Regions from separate parts of the Homo sapiens genome. Here region 1 is linked to region 2. Evidence: chromatin loops called from intact Hi-C (ENCODE). Cell type or tissue: PC-9. All regions are shown on one strand. Each heading gives the region's core, and the rest is flanking DNA. Links, peaks and the distances in the headings are about the cores only. Region 1 has its middle 570 kb from the start of LINC02100. Region 2 overlaps CDH18 (cadherin 18).

Region 1 (10,538 bases), core at 1,493-9,492, 220 kb before region 2:
CTTATTATTTAGGCAAATTTTTGCAACTGGCTTGAGTTGTTCCCCAGTAAATGGATTTTTCTTTTCTACCACATAGTAAGGCTTCAAATTTTCAAAACCTTTGTGTTCTACTTCCCTTTTATACATAAATTCAAATTTTAAACTGTCTCTTTGTAGATGCATATGACTGAATGTTTTCAGAAAAAGCCTGTTCACATCTTGAACATTTTGCTGCTTAGAAATTTCTTCGGCCAGATACCCTAAATCATCTCTCTCAAGTTCAAAGTTCCACAGGTCTCTAGGGCAGGAGCAAAATGCTGCCAGCCTCTTTGTTAAAGCATAGCAAGAGTGACCTTTCTCCAGTTTTCAGTAAGTTTCTCATCTTCATCTGAGACCACCTCAGCCTGGACTTCCTTGTCCATATCACTATCAGCATTTTGGTCAAAACCATTCAACAACTCTCTAGGAAGTTTCAAACTGTCCCACCTCTTCTTATCTTCTTCTGAGCCCTCCAAACTGTTCCAATCTCTGCCTGTTAGCTAGTTCCAAAGTTGCTTCCACATTTTCAGGTTATCTTTATAGCAGTACCCAACTCTGAAGGTACCAATTCTATGTACTTGTCCATTTTCACACTGCTATAAAGATACTATCTGAGACTGAGTAATTTATGAAGAAAAGATGTTTAGTTGACTCACAGTTCCATATGTCTTGGGAGGCCTCAGGAAATGTACAATCATGGTGAAAGGTGAAGGAGAAGCAAGCACCTTCTTCACAGGACAGCAAGAGAGGGAGATAGCACAGGGGAAACTGCCACTTTTAAACCACCATACCTCATGAGAACTCCCTCACTATCAGAAGAACATCATGGGGGAACGGCCCAATGATCCAATCACCTCCCATCAGGTCCCTCCCTCAACACATGGGATTTACAATTTAAGATGAGAGTTGAACACAGAACCAAACCATATCAATTTTATTGTCAAATTGATTGGAAATTCCTCTTACCTCATCTTATTAAATGATTCAACAGCAATTGATAAATTCAACCATTCTTTCTTTCTCTTGCAATAATCTTCTTGGGTTCCCTGAAATGAAGATCTTTAGTGGTTTTACATATATGTTTTGTTCACCTTACTTTGCCAGACCTTTTTACAGATTTCCCTATTTCATTGGCATACATCAGATCTTTGTTTTCTTATCTTTTTCTACCATCTCCTTAGGTAAAATAAACAGTTTGTTGGTTTGTTGCTTTAGCCAACATATTGTGCTGATGCGTTCTTCTGTTACCTCTTTAGCCTTAACTTTTCCTCTGAGTACCAGTCTCGTATATCTAAATTTATACTTGACATCTTCATGTAGATGTCTTTCATGCATTGTAAGCATATACTAAGTAGAAATGGTCATTTCTCTCCCCAAATCTTTTTCTCCTTGAAAATACTACATATCAGAAAATAGTGCTGGAATTCATCCAGATATTCATGCAAGAAAAATTGGAGCAATTTTTCAGTTACTTTTTCTACCTCAGCCATTATATTCAAGCATCAGTCTTTCTTATATTTTATTATTTTATTTATAATCTATCCACTTTTTTCTGATCTCCACTGTCTTCACCTTAGTTGATCTCTTCTATGGCTTATTGCAATAGCCTCCAAACTCATCTCTAGATGTCTCTCTTGATCCTTCCAATCCATTCTCCACAAAGTAGCTAGAATATTTCAACTAAAATATTTTTATACTGCACTTGGAATAAAGCATTGGCTCTTTACATTAGGCTAGTAAGGTCAATGCTTTCTCTTGTCCCATTTGTCATTTGTACTTCATCTCAATAGCACTCTCTCCATTTCTATTAGAGTCTAGGAAAATGGTCTTGGGTTACACTTACATGCCAAACTTTTTCTCCATTATTGCAGATTTTCCTCTGCCTTCCACAGTCTTCACTTCTATTTTGTTTAGCATGATCATGCTCATTGGTTTTCTGGGTAAGACCCAACATTTTAAAGAGTGTCTCCTTTTTCCTCAGAATTGACTACATTTGGGCAAATTCTATGACAAATCTATAATTTCAAAGCAAACTCTTCTTATTCTTCAGTTCTTAAAATAAATGTCACTTTATCAAAAAACTCGCCTGATAATTCTTTGCAAAGCATTCTCCATCTTAGAGTATTATCCCTTACCCAGTTTTCTTCAAGCAGATATTTAAATTACCGTATATTTCATTAAGCTGGTATCTCATTGGTGGCCCAGAGTTATTGCATATGGTGCTGGGAAAACAGCAACTTTGCTACATAATGATATATTGCTTTTGTATCACCCATAATTTTTTAGACTTTAGAAAAGGATACTTTGAATCTTATTCAACAATTATTATCTTATCCATGTAAAAATGTAACTATATGTAAAATAAATGGTGAAGTTTAACCTTAACTTTAACCTAAACCTTGAATTCGAAGTTCAACTTTCCTAAGTTGTATTTTGATGCAGATATTGCTGTTCATGTTTTTCATGCAACAATGTCCTTCCCACTGTTAAGGGATTGGCAAATGCAGGAAAGAAAGAAATAATTTATTCAAATATTGCTTTGCCTATGTTTCCCAATTTTTAAGTCAGCTGTTGGCACATATTTTGCAAATTTTGAAGTCAGCATGTTCTGAATCTTAGCAGGAGTCATCGAGATTCTGCACTCTTACTTCTTCTTCAAATAGTTCTGAAATATCCTGTGTGCTGAAATACCAATGGATGTAGCTTTCCAGATACTACACTAGGAGTAACAAGCAGACACTTTTTCATGAGTGTGTTCTTTAATTGTTGACACCTCTGTCTATACCAAGCAGGGCTGCCTTATCACATCCACTTCTTATAAATTTCAGCTGGTTCAATCATTTCCCTTATCCTTTGCCCAGTAGGCAGCTCTTTCTTTCATTTGTAAGTTGAAGGGAAATTCCCTTTCCTTTATTGTATTTTATTTTTATTTTATTGAAAGGCACTGTTATATCTGTGAATTACTTTTCCTAATATTTGGGGCATTTTTCAAATAAAATAATACCTAATTCCACTGCTTTGATGATATATAAACAGCCTAAACCAATATATATATAGGTAGATAATAACTTTTACTAAAAGACTGCATTCTGGACCACAGCAACAGGAATATTCTATTAATCAGGCAATGAATACTAAGTTCAGAGATGTTAAAACGTACATTAAAATTATGTGTATTTTAGTATGAGTGAAATAAAGGATATCTTTTTTATTACATTTTTTTACTGGCTAACTATCCCTCTGGATTGAAAGTTGAATAAGGCTGTGTCTATTGCATTCACTTTGATCAAACAGACTAAGGTAACATCTGATTAATATTAGCTGTTGAACAAATTCCACATATATTTGTCGAATAAATGTATAAATAAAACCTCATAATGGAAAACTCTCCAAAGTATGAGTTTATTTATAAAAGGTGAAATTAGCAAATGCACTAATTAAAATAAAATTATATCAATCTTAGGACTCCTGGTTTTTGTAAAGAAAATTTCAGTTTTTTAGTAAAAAGATTTTAATATGAAAATGAAATAGTCAAGTACAATATGTACTTTCATTATTTTATTAAACTTCACCATGCGTGTTTGTCTTAGTCCAGGTTGCTATGACAAATTGCTATAGACCAGATAACTTAAACAACAAACATTTTTAATTTTTACAATTTTGGATGCTGGAAGTCTGAGATCAGGGTTCCAGCATGGTTGGGATTTTGATGAGGAACTTCTTTCTAGTTTTGAAGGACCATCTTCTTCCTGTGTCCTCACAAGTTAAAAAGCGAGGAAGCTAACTGGCCTCTTCTAAGGTCACAAATCTTATTCCCGAGGGTTTTACTTTCGTGACCTAATTACCTTCCAAAATCCCTACTCCCAAATACCATCACATTGAGATTAAATTTTCTACATATGCATTTTGGGAGAACACAAACATTCAGTTCATTGCATTCCACTTCTGGCTTCCCAGAATTCATGTGCTTTCTACATGCAAATGCATTCATTTCATCTCAATAGGCCCAAAATTAACTCACTCCAACATCAACTGTAAAGTTAAAAGTCCAAAGTCTTGTCTGAATTCAATATGATTAGGATTTGAGGTACAAATGTTCCTCAGACAAAATTCTTATCTAGCTGTGAAACTGTAAACTCTCATGTATTTTTTAGGGCTCTTCAGAGAGATAAAGCTAATAAGATAGATAGATGGACAGGTAAATTGATAGAAAAAGAAAAGAAAAGAGAGAGAGAAAAGAAAGAAAGAAGAGAAAGAAAGAAGGAAGGAAGGAAAGAAAGGAAGGAAGGAAGGAAGGAAGGAAGGAAGGAAGGAAGGAAGGAAGGAAGGAAGGAAGGAAAGAAAGAAACACCGAAAGAAACAGAAAGAAAGAAAGAAAGAGAAAGGAAGGAAGGAAGAAAGGAAGGCAGGCAGGGAGGGAGGGAGGGAGGGAGGGAGGGAGGGAGGGAGGAAGGGAGGAAGGGAAGGAAAGAAAAGAAAAGAAAAAGAAAGAGGGAGAGAGAGGAAGGAAGGAATGAAGGAAGGAAGAAAAAATATGAGAAGAAATTTATTAGAGGAATTGGCCCATGTGATTCTGAAAAGGTCTTATAACAGCTTGCCGTCTGCAAGTTGCAGACCCTAAAATGCCAGTAGCATGACTCAGTCAAGGCCAAAAGCCTCAGAACCAGGGCAGTGATGGTGTAACTCTCAGGCCAAGGCTGAAGGCCTGAGAACCCCAGGAGGTTACTGGTATAAGTCCTGGGGTTGAAAAGCAAAAGAGCCTGCAATTCTAATGTTCAAAGATAGGAGAAGACTGGTGTCCCAGTTCCAAGACAGAGAAAAATAAATTGCCTTTCATTTGACTTTTTGTTCTGTCTGGGCCCACAGCCAGTTGGATGATGCCTGCCCATATTAAGGACAGATCTTCCCCACCCATTCCACTGACTCATTCACCTGTCTCCTCTGCAAACACTGCCACACACAGACACACCCAGATATCATGCTTTACTAGCTCTCTAGCTATTTCTTAATTCGGTCAAGTTGATACCTAAAACTAACCATCACATTAAACAAGTTATGCGCTTCTAAAAAAAAATGGTGTGACAGAAATAAGATAGACATTGCCATTCCAAAATGGAGAAATAAAGAAGAAGGAGCCAGGACATGGTGGCTCACGCCTGTAATCCCAGCACTTTGGGAGGCTGAGGCGGGTGGATCACGAGGTCAGGAGTTCAAGACCAGCCTGGCCAAGATGGTGAAACCTCATCTCTACTAAAAATACAAAAATTAACCTTGCGTAGTGGCAGGCGACTGTAATCCCAGCTATTCGGGAGGCTGAGGCAGATAATTGCTTGAACTTGGGAGGCGGAGGTTGCAGTGAGCCGAGATTGTGCCATTGCACTCCAGCCTGGGCAACAGAGCGAGATTCTGCCAAGAAAAAAAAAAAGAACTTATTTTCCATATTTCTAGCAACATTCTGTACGTAAGTATTCATGTATGCTTTAAGATGAATAAAGCTTTCCTTAAAGCTCCCATCTTTTCCTTTTGAGTCTTTACCAGATCCACTTAATTCCCTTCAGTGACAATCTTAGGTTTTTCTAGCATGCACTTCAAAATTCTTCCAGCTTCTACCCATGACTCAGTTCCAAAGCTCTTCCACAATTTCAGATATTTTTTCCAGAACCACCCAACTTATTGGTACCAACTTCTGTCTTAGTGAGCATGGCTGTTATAAACAAATTACCATAGACTGTGTTGCTTACAAAAACCAAAAACTTACTTCTTACCATTCTGAAGGTTAGAAGTCCAAGATATGGGTATGAGTGTGGTTAAGTTCTGGTGAGGACCCTCTTCCATGTTGCAGACAGTCTACTTATCCTGTACCTTCACATGGAGGAAAAAGAGCTAGCTAGCTCTTCAGCCATTTCTTATAAGAGCGTTAATGCAATTCACGAGGGTCACCCTGTGACCTCATTACCACCCAAAGACCAGGACTTCAAACACCATCAGATTGGGATCAGAATTTCAACTTATGTATGAGATGGAGAGATCAATTTCAGTCTGTTGTGCTCTTTCCATCAAAATTTGGAAATTTAAATGCTGATGTTTAACATTATAAAATATTTTTAATTTATCATACTGCCACAGGGATACCTCTAAATTCTGTTCTTGAAGCTAACTGTCTTTGCAACCCAAAAGAATATTACATAAAGGAATCAAGAACACTATGAATACATTGTTTTCCCAGAAAAGTTTTGTGAATGTTGTGTGATTGCAATATTTCTATTTTTATTTAAAACTTCAATAGTTTGTAGTCTTTTTTTTTTTTTTTGTAAATTGTCAGTTACAAGTTTACAAACTATGAGGACTGGTTGATCCTCATATAAAGATGTGTCTTGTCATGTGCCTAGTGATACATCTTCTCTCACCTCTAGTAAAAGAAACGGCAGGGTTTTACCCTGACAATGTCACAGAGCTGTTTCAAATTCCCTTACTTATTTCTCAGTGTTTATAGCTTGTGCAGCTGTCAGCAGCAATGGCTTTTTCTTTGTTAGGCAGGGAAATGTCTGAACTTATAATTAGACCTCAGTTATGAAAATGTAACTAGTTAATCATAGCTTTAATTAGGGCTTTTGGACTCCAGAGGGATTTGAATATATCCAAGAATGGTGGAACACAGCAGCCAAAGCTTGCCTAAATTATTTTAGAGTTTATTTTCTAATTCACATACAGATGTTCATCTTCACTATATGGCCCATAATTATCATCTGAACTATTATTTAGTTATATTATCTAAAATGTTTATATCAACCGTAATACCATTATTTAAATTTGAAACTTCTTCTCTGATGAAATTATTTTAATTATACCAGTGAGATATGTGTAAGCAAGACAATAGTAACAATTTTTTAGCCACATCATAACACTGTGATATTAACATACGTGATCAACTTAATACAAACAAAACTACAAAAACAAATTTTAAATTAGAATAATAAAGTTAATATGATGGCTTATGTTACCCAATTAAAGATAAATCACTGATACGGATCAGATTCTTTTGTGTTAAGTCTAATGTGTGATTTTTCAATTTTCTCTCTTCTTTTCTCTATTGCAACTTTTGTGATATTTTTCTTAGTTCAACATAATCTTGTACCACTTGTACTTCACTAATGGCAAATACTTCATGAATTCAGTCTTTTTCCTACTAGCCTCGACAGGCCTCAATGTATGTTTCTCCCCTCCCTGTGTCCATGTGTTCTCATTGTTCAGCTCCCACTCATAAGTGAGAATATGTGGTATTTGGTTTTCTGTTTCTGTGTTTGTTTGCTGAGGATAATGGCTTCCAGTTCCATCCATGTCCCTGCTGCAAAGGACATGATCTCATTCTTTTTTATGGCTGCATAGGATTCCATGGTATATATATACCACATTTCCTTTATTCAGTCTATCATTCAATGTCTTTGCTGCTGTGAATAGTGCTACAATGAACATGCAAGTGCATGTAGGTTTATAATAGAATAAACTGCCTAATTCAGCTAATTCAGCAGTATTTTCTATCCTTCATTTCTTGATTAGATTTCACAGATTATGAGCTCAACAACAATACTTAAAATACTGCCAACTCCCTTATACCTTTAACTTTTTTTTTTTTTATTGGACTGGCAATATCCTCACTCTGGCTAAACTCAACTTTCTCTTTTCTCCATGTGAGAGTTGTTGGAGAAAGTTTCATCAGAACAAGCAAAGTTCATCATAAAATTCAAATGACCCCCAACACCTGAGGAATTCTGTTAATTTTCCCAAATCAACTCATACTTTGAAATTACCTTTTAAAAATGCTCTGTTGTCATGTAATCATTCCTCCTAAATTCACAAGCTCAACACATTATTATCTCTCCTAAGTTATAGATATTGTAGAAACAACCAGAAAAAGCCAACCCCCTCCATCTTCATTCCACAAATATACAAACACAAAAGCCTATCTGCAGCTGTAGCTACAACAGCCTCTGTTTCTTTGTTGTTGATTCTTTAAAGGAAGAGTTGGCAAACTGTATTATATGGGCCAAATATGGCTGTCTGCTTGTTTTGGCAAATAGAATTATACTGGAACACAATAATGTCCATTCTCTTACCTGTTGTTAATGTCTGCTTTCCCACTTAAATGGCAAAGTTGAGTAGTTTTAACAGAGACTGTGTGTTCCTAGAAGCCAAAAATATTTACACTAGTCCTTTACAGAAAATGTTTACCAAATCTACACTACAGCAACTAAAAATTTAATGCTAAATTTCAAAATACTTGCTTCGGACTTTATTATTTTCAATCTTCTCAAGAAATTTTTGAATTTATAATACATTTTTTTTATTTTATTTTATATTCAAACTTGTTCCTCAGGCTAGATTCTTTTTTGTTGCCTTTTAACTATTCTTAAATATCTTTAATATTAAAACATCAACAACCATCACCAATCAACTAAGCAACCAACCAGCCTTTGACCATATATCTTCCTGTTGCTATCATAATGATCTCGTCTCCTTTCAAGCCAAAATTGTTTAAATTTTCTTTATTCCTGACATCTATTTTACCACTTCTTATTAATCCTCTGCACAATATTAATCTGGCTCTAATTTCCATCTCCCCAAGAAAATAGTAGATGTTAAGCTCACCTGCATCCCCCATCACCTACACTCCATCATCTATACAATTGTTCCCAAAGTTTGCTATGCAACAGAATTGTTTGGAGAGTTTAATAAAACACTGATTCTTCAAAAATACTTTCAGAATTTCTGGTTCAGCAGGTCTAGGCTTTGATCTAAGATCTGCATTTCTAACAATTACATATTCTCACCATTTCAGATGCTGCTACTCTGGGGATCAAACATTGAGAAGCACTTATTGGCCTATTGAATATTTGTAAGTGCTCTTCTTTGACACTGTTGAAAATGTTCTCCTTAAAACATTTCATTATTTGGCTCCTTTGATAACACATACATCATTTTCTTTCTACCCTGTCTGTTCCTTTTCAACTTTGTTTTAAAATCTTACCCTTCTTTACTAGTCTTTACATTTTTAAAGTTTCTTCCACTAGCAGAGTTTATCTCTTTTACCTCCATACTGTCCTTGCAAGAGTCCCCAGTTATTCACAACCCTGCACTAGCTTCTGTTATCAACTACATGAATACATTCCAAATTTATATTCCCAATCCAGGACTCAACTCTGATACACAAAGTTACGCAATTTCCTATTGCCATATCTACATGCCATGCATGGTACCTCAAAATGTTTAAGAATGAATTCATGATCTTCACTTTCTAAAATGTGTTCTTTCTATTTTTCCTGAGCTTCAAAAACAAATGAACAAACAAACACAACTGTCACACCAGCTGTTCATGCAGGAATACTTTTATTCCTTATCTTTTCCAAATTCAAGCTATCGCCAAAGGCTATTGGTTTTACCTCTTAAATATTTTAGAGATTCCCACAATTTTATGATCTTGACTTTTAGTCAAAGTACACCTATATTTTTCCCTAGATAATTACAACAGAGTTCTACTTGATCTTGTTTTGCCCACTCTAACCCCTTTCAAACACTCCCTTTTATAGATTGTATTTGCTTGATTTTTTAAAAACAGAAATATGAACTCAACCTAACCTGTTTAATAACTTTTAGTTCTTCATAGATGAAGCACTAGAACTTAATTTTACATTATTAGAATAAAACCTGTAACATGGGCTACAGAGCCCTCCATGGTATGACTCCTGCATCCTCACTAATCATGCCATAATTTTCCTTGCTGTGGCCAAGCTCACCTTACTTTATTTTCTTAAATATATATGGTCTCCCAACCACAGAGCCCTTACAGATTTGATTCCTTCTTTCTAGGAAACCATCCACCATAAATGTGCTTAATCTGAACTGTGAAGTCTCATGTGGCACAAATGACTTCCCCAACATTGTGGTAAGAGGGTGACTTTAGCTTGGCTTCCACCTAACTAGCTTGTGCCACTAAAGACAACCCCAACCCCCATGCAGAGTCTTTGCTCAGGAAAGAGCAATGCTGCTGAACCACAAAATGTATTTTGTCTCAATCCATTTTCTGTAACTTTCCACTTACTCCCCTTCTGTAATTTTCTATTTCCTCCTCACTCTGCCCCATTTGCTTCCCCCATAGTTCCCTAGTTCTTTTTGTTCCCTCTTTTACTTTCCCACAGATCTTTTCTGTTTTCTCTCTGTTCTCCCTTTAAAAACCTAGTTACTTTTGTCTCAGTGGGAGTTGAGCTCAGTTTGTACTAGAATCTCTCCATCACTGCAGTACTCAAAATAAAACCTGTCTTTCTGTCTTTTACAAGTGTCCAGTGCTGTTTCACTCTGACATTAATTAGCACCTACTAAACCTTTATATTTTGGATAAAATAACATATTCTCAGGGAATCCTGCCTTAACTGCCCCGACACCACCAACAACCGCGTAAGTCCAGCTACTTTGAAATCTGCTTTGTTAAAAGGCACTTTCAAAAAAGTTAAATTCACAAACCTTAT
Region 2 (10,538 bases), core at 1,479-9,478:
AAACATGTAACAATAAGTTTTGCAAACAGGTGCTCAAATGAAAACAAACTATCCACTTAAGTGTATTTGTTTGATTTGAAATGAGAGTAGTTTTTCCATTGTAAAATCTTGTATATGAAAGTCATATTAAGTTTTAGTTAAAAAAAAGTGAGCTAAATCAATTAATACATATTATAAACTACTTTATAATACTATTAAATCTACTTAAACAATAATTTATATGTAAAACTCTCACAATGTCTGGTACATGCTGGTGCCACTAATATGCTTCTTTTTCTCTTTTTTAAATATATTATTTAAATATCAGTAAAAAAAATCAAATATTGTATTCAAAATAATTTGCTATAATTTATATGAAAGGTGTATATCATATATAATAAATTACTCCTCAAATATCCCTTTACTGTATCCATATAAAAAGTTTTAAAATAAAGCATTCTGTGAATTTTATGCAACAGAATATTAAACCAACTCTGTGTTTAAGGTCTGTTATTTCATAGGAAGGAGCATAACACGTGTAGAAATATTTCAAAAATTACAAAGCATTTAGAAACACATCACATAAAACTTATCCCATATATTTATTCAACTTTTGTCAGTTTACAGTAAGTGCTCTCATTTATTACATAGTTATCATACAAATTCTAGATTGAAGTGAATTATTTAAAATGAATCTTGACTCTTTTCAGTACATTATTTTGTTCCAGTTGCCTATAAATCCTCCAATAATTCCTTATATATATCATTAATATTATTACCTGAGAGTAACAGGAGTTAGAAGCTTTAAAATTAAAGCTGTGCCTTTGCTGTTAGGAATGAACACTTTGTTCCGTTAACCAGAACTACAAAGTCAAAGTAATTTACCTCTAGTTGAAAGTAATTACATTGAGAGAATGTAAGAAATTGTATTGATTATAAAGTAAACGAAAAATATGTATTCTATTCTTGTGAAAATGTCACAATTGGCCCACTCAATTATATAAGAAAATCTACCAAATATAACATTTATTTTCTACTTTTTGTAATAATTCAGTTTTAACATGTTTTTTCTATCTTGGCCTATTTGTGTATAACGCCTGTGAACTTTTCTATCTTTTATCTTTATAGAGTATATAGGATTTACCTTGTGATGAACTTTTATGCTGTCTTTTGCATTTATAATTACAATCATATTTTTAATGCTGCTTAGAACTTTACTAACAAAATGGATTATAAGTTTATTCTTTCTTTTTCTGGGTGTGCAATCTAATTATAATAAAAATTTCCTTATCAGATAGAATCAACATCAAAAATAATAATGTTAATTAAAGCAAAACAGCTACTATGTAAAATAATTAATAAAAATAATGATATATATATTTTAAATGTTTGTATAAATATATTGAAATGCATAATTATTCATCAAACTGCAATCTCTCAATGTAGGAGTATGGACCTAACTCTGAGAACAGATTTGTTGCTGTTCGGGGTTAACACCACCATTCTTGTAAAGATAACACACTGAGTTATTTATGAAGCTATTTATGAAGCCCAAAATTGATTGATTCTAAGTGAGGGAAGAACTTGAAGATTCTTTCAAAACACTAAGCGTGGCAACACTTCTAATTCTATAAAATTACCTGAGATTTTATAATTGCCTAACTGTTCTCCTTAATTGGAACATAATTTTAGCAAATCTCTTTTATGAAGTCTTGGGAAACTTTCAACTTAAAGTACGTTACACAAATTCTGAATCCATTCTGTGCGTATATCCCATTATTTTGTTTAATATTTAAATAAACTACATAATTACAATAAGAAGTTTGACTGGTTTGGAAATAGAACTTAAAAAAAAAATCCACCTTAGTCAGGAAAGAGCAACTGATTAAAACTGGCCTGCCATCACAAAGGATCGTAAAATGGAATAAAATATATAAAAAAGAAAATAGATAATGCTAAGAATGCTCTCTGGGAGAAGAGACTTACATAATCTGAGCCCCAGGACTATCTCAGGCTTTGATAATACATTCATTATGACCAAGTGAGGGATATCCTAGGAAAAGAAGACTGGTTGTTTAACATTTAAAAATCAGTGAATATAATTCACTGCACACATTCAATACACACATAATAAAAGTTAACAAATATGACATTTTTAACAAGAAATAAAGAACACTTAGCAAGTTACAAATAGAAGGAACTTTCTCAACCTGAACAAAACTGTAACTATGATCACCCTTATCAGTGAATACTGAATGCTTTATCCCAAGGATCAGAAATAAACAGAAATGTAAGGATATATGCTCTCAGAACTTCTCCTGAACACTATCTTTAGGGTTATAGTTAGAGTAAATAGTAAAAGAAATAAAAGTGATGTAAATTGCAAAATAAACAAATTTATTATCTATGAAGATTTATTATCTATGAAGATTTATTATGATTATGAAGAAAATACCATATAATATACAAAAAAATAGAATTATTAAAACAGTCTAGCAGTATCACAGGATACAAGTTCGGTATTTACATATATTTCTATCAGAATGAAAGTAAAGGAAGATTTTAACATCTAACTTATATAACATGAATAAACATGAAAACAAATACGTGAAATGTTTGTATGCTGAATTCTACATATGTTGCTTTGAGAAATGTTTAAAAGACCTAGATAACTGAAAACATACTGTGTTTACTCATGGATAAAATGCTCAATGTTGTTCATTGAGGTGTCCATGCTCCCAAATTGAAACTTAGATTCAGTGTAATACCAACCAAAAATCCGATATTGTTGAATAATTTGATAAGCTGATTCTAAAAGTTATATGCAACAAAAACTGTTCTAAAATAACCCAAACAATTTCAAAAAGGAGGAAGAAAAATGTAGGAGAACTCACACTATCTGATTTTGTGTCATTATAAAACTATAGCAATCATAGCACCGTAGTATTAGTATATACATTGTCAGTGGTACCAATGAGAGCCCAGAAATTGATAAATACACAAATGCTCAAGGGTTTATGGACAAACTAGCCATAACAATTAATTGAGAAAATGATAGCATTAAGACAAATGGTGGATCCATTGTAAATTCATATTAAAGAAAATTAAACTTGACTCTTACCACTCATCATATATAAAACATGGCCCAAAGGAAACCATAGATATAAATATAAAACCTCAAAGTTTAAATATATAAAACTAATAAAGGAAATTTTTGTTACCTTTTGTTTGGCAAAGAATTATTCGAAAAAAACACAAAAGAAAAAACATAAAAAAGCCAATAAATTGTAATTTTCTTTTTTTATTTTATTATTATTATACTTTAAGTTTTAGTGTACATGTGCACAATGTGCAGGTTTGTTACATATGTATACATGTGCCATGTTGGTGTGCTGCACCCATTAACTCGTCATTTAGCATTAGGTATATCTCCCAGTGCTATCCCTCCCCCTTCCCCCTACCCCACAACAGTCCCCAGAGTGTGATGTTCCCCTTCCTGTGTCCATGTGTTCTCATTGTTCAATTCCCACCTATGAGTGAGAACATGCGGTGTTTGGCTTTTTGTCCTTGGGATAGTTTGCTGAGAATGATGGTTTCCGGTTTCATCCATGTCCCTACAAAGGACACGAACTCATCATTTTTTATGGCTGCATAGTATTCCATGGTGTATATGTACCATATTTTCTTAATCCAGTCTATCGTTGTTGGACATTTGGCTTGGTTCCAAGTCTTTGCTGTTGTGAATAGTGCCGCAATATACCCTTGCGCTTCTCGAGTGAGGCAATGCCTCGCCCTGCTTCGGCTCGCGCATGGTGTGCTGCACCCACTGTCCTGCACCCACTGTCTGGCACTCCCTAGTGAGATGAACCCGGTACCTCAGATGGAAATGCAGAAATCACCTGTCTTCTGCATCGCTCACGCTGGGAGCTGTAGACCGGAGCTGTTCCTATTTGGCCATCTTGGCTCCACCTCCAATAAATTGTAATTTTCAAGAAAATGTTCTTTGAAAAACTCACTAAATACAGCGTTCATTAAGAAAATGAAAAGATAAGACACAAATATGTGAATATATTCAAAAAAATGAACATCTGATTAACTCATATATCTGCATATATTAAAATCTCAAATTCAAACAATAAAAATCTAAATAACTTTATAAAATTTTGCAAAATCCTGAACAGAAAATCCACCAAAGAAGAAAATGCAGATGGCACATGAAAATATTTTCAACATCATTTCTCTGTGGTGAAATGCAAATAAAAACCACAATAAGATGTCACTACATACTTATTAGAATGACGGGGAAAAATACCCTGGCAACACATGCGGAAGACGTGAAGCAACTGCTGATGGTAATGCAAAGTTGTATAGCCAGTTTGGAAAGCAATTTGGCATGTTTCCATAAACTCGAACATGGTATTTTGTTTGACAATCCCACACCTGGCTATTTACCCAAGACAAGTTAAAATGTGTGTTCTCACACACACACACACACACACACACACACAAACAAAATTGGGCTGGGCACGGTAGCTCACACCTGTAATCCCAGCACTTAGGGAGGCTGGCGTGGGTGGATCAGCTGAGATCAGGAGTTCGAGACCAGTCTGGCCAACATGGTGAAAGCCTGTCTCTATTAAAAACAAATGCAAAAATTAGCCAGGTGTGGCTTCCTGAAAATAATGACTCATAAGCTTGACTCATAAACTTGACTCATTAACGCAAAAGCTTCCTGAAAAGAATGACTCAAAGGTGTCCACAGTATCTACTTGTCATTCTCATTACATTTGAAAAAGGCAAAACTATAGGTAGTTACCAGGACTTGGAGGTGAGAGAAGAGAAATCCCTTTAACTTTTGTGGACGAAGGTTGTGGAAAGTGACTAGATGCCTCTGCAAAATTCATTATACTTTACACATTAAAATGGTAATTTTACTATGTAAATTGCTCTCCATGAAAGCTGACTTGTTAACAAGAGTGATGTATTCTGAGGCATTAAATTTGTAGCCAATGTATTTTTTTGGGTCTTTTTTTTTAAATGTTAGACTTCCATTTGACAACATTTTTCTAATGCATCATTCTAACAAAGTTCTTTCCAATGAACTTTTAGTAACAACATAAACTTTATCAATGTATTGCTTCTATTGAAATACTAAATATTATAAATTATTGAAAATATTCCGCATTTATGCTTGTCACTGGGTTGTTGACACCAAGATGATCTGAAGCAATAGTTAAGAAGTACCTTATACATAATTTCTGATGATTAACATTTTTTTATTTTCATTTCCTTTACCCAGAACTAAGGTGAAAACAGAAGACATTCCTTATCTTTAACTTTCGACAAGATATTTGTATATGTGTGAGTGCCTGGGTTTGTATCTTGGTTCATTCATTATGAGTGTCATATTTTCATTTATTTGGAAGTATTTGATTTGACTTAGTAGTATGTAGTATCACTTATGTTTTAAAAGGAACATTATGACAGCTGGGTGAATAACAAGAAGTCTAAGATTAAGACCCAAAGCCCAAAGGAAGCTAAGGTTAGGACCCAAAGAAAGCTCTTAAAATACCCCAGGTAAGGGGTGAAAGTTGTTCGAACTGCGGTGGAAGTGAGATAAATGATAGGAAATAGTTGACTTATAAATAGTTTTTAAAGGTATAGCTGACAAAAGTTTCCAATGGATTGGATGTGGAACATGAGAGAGAAGAGACAAATGACTGCATGGTTTATATGAGCAATCTGGACTATAGTCATCATTCCAAAGATAGATAAGACATCTGAAGAAGATTGAGGGAGAAATCAGATTTTACAGAGATTTACCTGCAGCATGTCGAGTTTGAGACCTCCAGGAGGAGATATTAAAGTGGCCAATATGGAATTCAGGGGAAAAATAACATTGCAGCTGCAGATTAAAATTTGAGAGCTATCCAATCCATGAGACTGAATGAAATCACCTTGGCAACAACTCAAGATACATTTAAAGTGTAAAACTTGGTGTCTCACAATTCAATACATAGAGAAGCGAGGAGGAACTAAACAGCATGCAGAAAGAAGAGCCAATGAAGGATGGAGTTAATCAAAAGGATATTATGTCCGTAAGCCAAAGAAAGAATCTTTTTCTTGAAAGAGTTGTTAATCGTATCAAATGTTGATGCTTTGTTGAGTAGAGGAATAGGATTAGGCTTTGGATTCTGCAACATGGAGGTTGAGAATGATTGTGCTGAAGTAGCAAAGTCAAGAGTCTTGTTAGAATGGATTTAAAACAGCATGGAAGAAAAGAGAGTACAAACTGTGAACAGAGTAAATTATTTCAAGGAGCTTTTCAGTCAAAAGAATGAGATAACAGAGATGTATTTGGAGGAGAATATTAGATCAACAGATGTTTTCAGGTTTTGTTTGCTTTGCATGAATTAATTTTATTTTCAGATAGAAAATAAAGCATGTTTTTGAGGACAGGGGCATGCTTTAGACAGTGAAAAAGTAAGAATTCAGGAAACAGGATAAAATAGAAAGAGCATTGTCTCACAGCAAACAAATAAGAACAGTATAAGGTCATGTGAAGGAGTGGCCAGAGACTTGGCATGGACAGTGCATTTCAGGAACCTGAAAAAAGCCATATTTACAGATATCAACATCCACTAGCTAGGTTGATATATAGGATGGCACGGGAATATGGAAACCCCTTTCTGATTGCTCTTATTTTATAAGTTTTTGGAGAAGCAATGTTATCTGATACAATACATGTAAAGAAATTGGAAGAGGTATTAGAAATTTAATGAAAGGAAACCTATAAAATAAATATCTAGCAATGCTGTGTAAAATTATTTGAGTGATTTGAAGTTTCTTTTGAATAAAGAAACTTGTTCTAATTGTCTTACAATATGATACTAACACTGGGATATTGCAATTAATAAATCATCAAATGTATTGGCACATTAAGTAAATGTGGTGGATATTGTGATTGTCTCATCAAATTGCTCCTTATTGTGTAGAACCTAAAAGGTATGAAAGGAGTTAACCATGAGCAATAATAAAAATATAGGCCTGATGGTCCTGAGTCAGTGTCCACATGCCTTTCATTTTGTTACAATAATTCATCCACTTATGGACAAATTTCATGTATTAAATACATTTTTAAGGCAGTGAAAGGAGATTAATACATTAAAAAAAAACTGAAAGCAGCAACATTTTTAATGGCTATGTAAAATGACAATTTATCTCCCCAGGTTGTGAATGAGAATGCATGAACCCAACTTTAGCGTCACTCATCTTATTACCATGTTACAAGTTAACATACAATTTGTTACTTGTTACTATAATATAGCAACATGAAGGAAAAAGGTGACGTTAAAAAATTCAGAAGATGAAAAATCAGGGAGAATTGGAGACAGATACCTGATCAAAGCAAACTCATAGCTTAATTTACCTATACACTTTACAGATACATGAGCCAATAAATCTCTTTTAAATTTGAGAACAAATTCAATTATTTTTACTTGTGTGCTTTTTTACATATAAGTAAAAACATTCGAACAAATTCTGGCAGCCACCTCCAAGACGATACCAATTATTCCAGCCTGGTATTCATATCCTTGTATAATGGCTTTCCATATTTAACAAGGTTTTCCATATTTAATAATATTAAATACAATATTGCAGAAGTAACAATGTGTAATTTCTGAGGCTAGGTCATAAAGAAGATGGTTGCCTTCAGGTCACTCATTCTTGGATAACTCACTCTGAGTTGGCCAGCTGCCATGACAATCAAGACACTCAGCAGTCCTATGAAGGAGTCCATGATGTGAAAAACTGAGTTCTTTGCCAAAAACCAGCACCAACTTGCTAGTTATGTAAGTGAGACATGTTGGAAGCATCTCCCTGGGGCCCAGTCACATTTTGAAATAATTACAGCCCTAATCAAAATCTGGGTGACAACCTCTTGAATACCTCTGAACCTGAATAACCCACGTAAGCTGTTCCCTTATTACTGAGCCAAAGAAACTGGGTAACACACTATTGTTTATTGATGTTTTCTGTTACTACATTATGAAGTAATCTGTTATATGGCAATGGATTGATACATATATGTATACACAATATTCCTGAAAAGCATTTTGTTTGATTACTTTTGATCATTGGTTAAGGCAATACTGATTTCTTTCTGTGCTATTCCCTTCGCGAGCTAAGTAAAAGTGCTAATTAGGATCTCTTTGTGTGCTAAGGGAAATTGGTAATACAAACACATTTGTGGAAGACAAATTGCATACATCAAAATAAGCACATTGATAATAATAAAATAATGTTTATAAGCTACAGGGACTTAAAAATACTCACTCCGAGGTGACGGGTTTTTATATTCTTAGATGCAGCTGCTAACCAAAAATAACTTCATATTAAAGGGCAACAAGGAATACACTCACAAACACTAAATTTCATTTCTATTATCTGACATTAACAGTTGGATTACATTTGAAATTTGTGGATTCTAGTCTTTGGATATGTTTGCATGAGAGTCGAGAAAAAAATAACTAAAAAGACTCAATGAATAAAGAAAACACAAACATTGGTTTGTGGACTCTTATGTCCACAAGTGAAAAAGAGAGCTGAAGCAATGTATACAATATGCAATTTTTGTTGTTTCATTTGTAAATTCTGGAAATAGCAGAAGCTTTCAGACACATTGAAAGTTTCAATAAAGTATCATCTCCCAAACTTTGGCTCTTTTGGAAATTTATCTATTATACAAGCAATGAATGATTAGAGTTTCCTTTTGGTGAACTGACCAGGTCAAAGAAATTTTTACATTTAGTGCACAGAACAAGGTTAAATAGGATATTTGCATTAAATGAAGAATAAATTGTGTAGTGAATCATGAAGTTGTTGAGCTGGTATGATGGGTGGAGAAACTAGGAGCAAATTATATTTATGTATTTAACAAAATTTACTAACCACGTTCTATACACCAAGACATTCACTAAGTATTTGACAATACTATGATGAACAAAGATAAGTTAGACCAGATTTCTAAACTTGACATGGTTACAAGCCCATAGAGGTGAAAAAATACTACAATGAAATGCAATAAGTGTTATACTTAATGCATGCAGAACATTTAACTGTGGAAGAAAAGAAACTGTACATTTGTCTAAGTTGTTGAAAAACTTTTACAGTTGTGACATTTGAAACAGTTCTTACCAGTAAATAACTTTGGAAAGCAGAGCAAAATGAAAACAGGTCACTGAAAGATGAAAGGGTTATGAAATTATTGAAAAAACCTGGCCTGTTTGGAGACTATGATGAAAAGCGTAATACACATTTTTCAGAGGATTAAGCTGAAAACAGAGAGGGCTGAGTCTTGTTAAGGAAATTGATACACGTGGAGTTTATTTCTTAGACAATCAGGAAATGTGTACGTATCTCTGTGCATATGTTTGTCATAGGATTGGAACTAAATGGAGCTATGATTTAAATCAAATTGTGGTTAGAAACAATGTTTCTTAACCTTAACTTTACATTGGATTCATATAGGGCAATGGTCCTTAAACTTTAGCATGAATGAGAAACAGATGGAAGGCCTGGTACAACCAGGGTCGCTGGGCCTCAACCACAGAGTGTCTGATTCACTAGATCTGGGCCAAGGCCTGAGGATCTGCATTATTTGTTCCCATGGAACACACTTTGAGAGCTACTGGTTTGGAATGTAAAATGCTGAAGACCTTCTCCAGGAAAAAATGAATCTCAGAATCTCAGATGAGCAGTGGGTATGGCACTCGAGGTGATTCAAAAATATAATGTGTAGTCAGGTTTGAGATCCAGATATTGTGAAAGATCACTCAGATAACGGTGCAAATGATACAGTCTATGGTACTGTGATGGTTAATTTTATGTGTGGACTTGATTGAGCCATGGAGTGCTCAGATATGTATAGTTACACATTATTCTAGGTGTTTTTGGATGAGATTAGCATTTGCATCAGGAGACTGAGTAAAGCAGACAGTCTTTCATATTGTTAGTGGGCCTCATTCAATCAGTTGAAGGCCTGACTAGAACCAAAGTAATTCCCCCCCAGTGACAGAGAATTCTCCTGCTTCACAGTTTTGCATGAGTTTTTCTGGTTCTATAGCAGTCTGCCTGCCTTCAGACTCAAAGTGGGATACAGAGTCTGCAGATTTGGGATGTGATAGCTTCCATAATCATGTGAGCCAATTTTTTATAATAAATCTACCTGTTCCCCCTCTCTCTTTCTCTCTCTCTTTCTCTATTTATCAATCTATTTCCAGATCTCAATATATGTACATATGTAAGTGTGTGTATGTGCACATACACATTACACACACACACACACCCACGCATCCTCCCTATCGCTCTGTTTCTCTGGAGAATCCTAATACACAAATTCAGACACATTTGGAATCAGAAGAGAATATGCAGGGCAACCTTTACTCATCCCTCACCTCAAGACTGAATCCATGCATTATCCTCCCTATGAAACCTTCACTGATCCTCTTAGAGTGATTAAACTACCAGTTTTGTAGCCCCTAAAAAATCTCTCTTAT

Evidence for each region. A loop is a pair of places that touch in the nucleus more often than their neighbours do. Peaks named below come from ENCODE experiments on the same cell type or tissue, not always from the same donor. Only the 100,000 strongest peaks of a DNase experiment are listed, where the experiment ranks them.
Region 1: a loop joins it to region 2, with 12 times the contacts of the local background. A loop is called at or near these places in 4 of 110 quality-filtered maps.

Annotation. Positions count from the first base shown.
Region 1 is chr5:19,310,231-19,320,768 of GRCh38, forward strand. No RefSeq gene overlaps it. Among named protein-coding and RNA genes, the nearest start is that of LINC02100, 570 kb to the left of the region's middle. In PC-9, for the core only: a CTCF peak has its summit at 4,824; a DNase peak (open chromatin) is centred at 4,791.
Region 2 is chr5:19,527,153-19,537,690 of GRCh38, forward strand. All of the region lies in intron 9 of CDH18 (cadherin 18), which reads right to left. Among named protein-coding and RNA genes, the nearest start is that of CDH18, 460 kb to the right of the region's middle. RefSeq lists an enhancer at 3,967-5,166. In PC-9, for the core only: no CTCF peak of the experiment used is centred there; DNase peaks (open chromatin) are centred at 4,329 and 4,699; H3K4me3 peaks cover 734 bases; H3K27ac peaks cover 2,430 bases.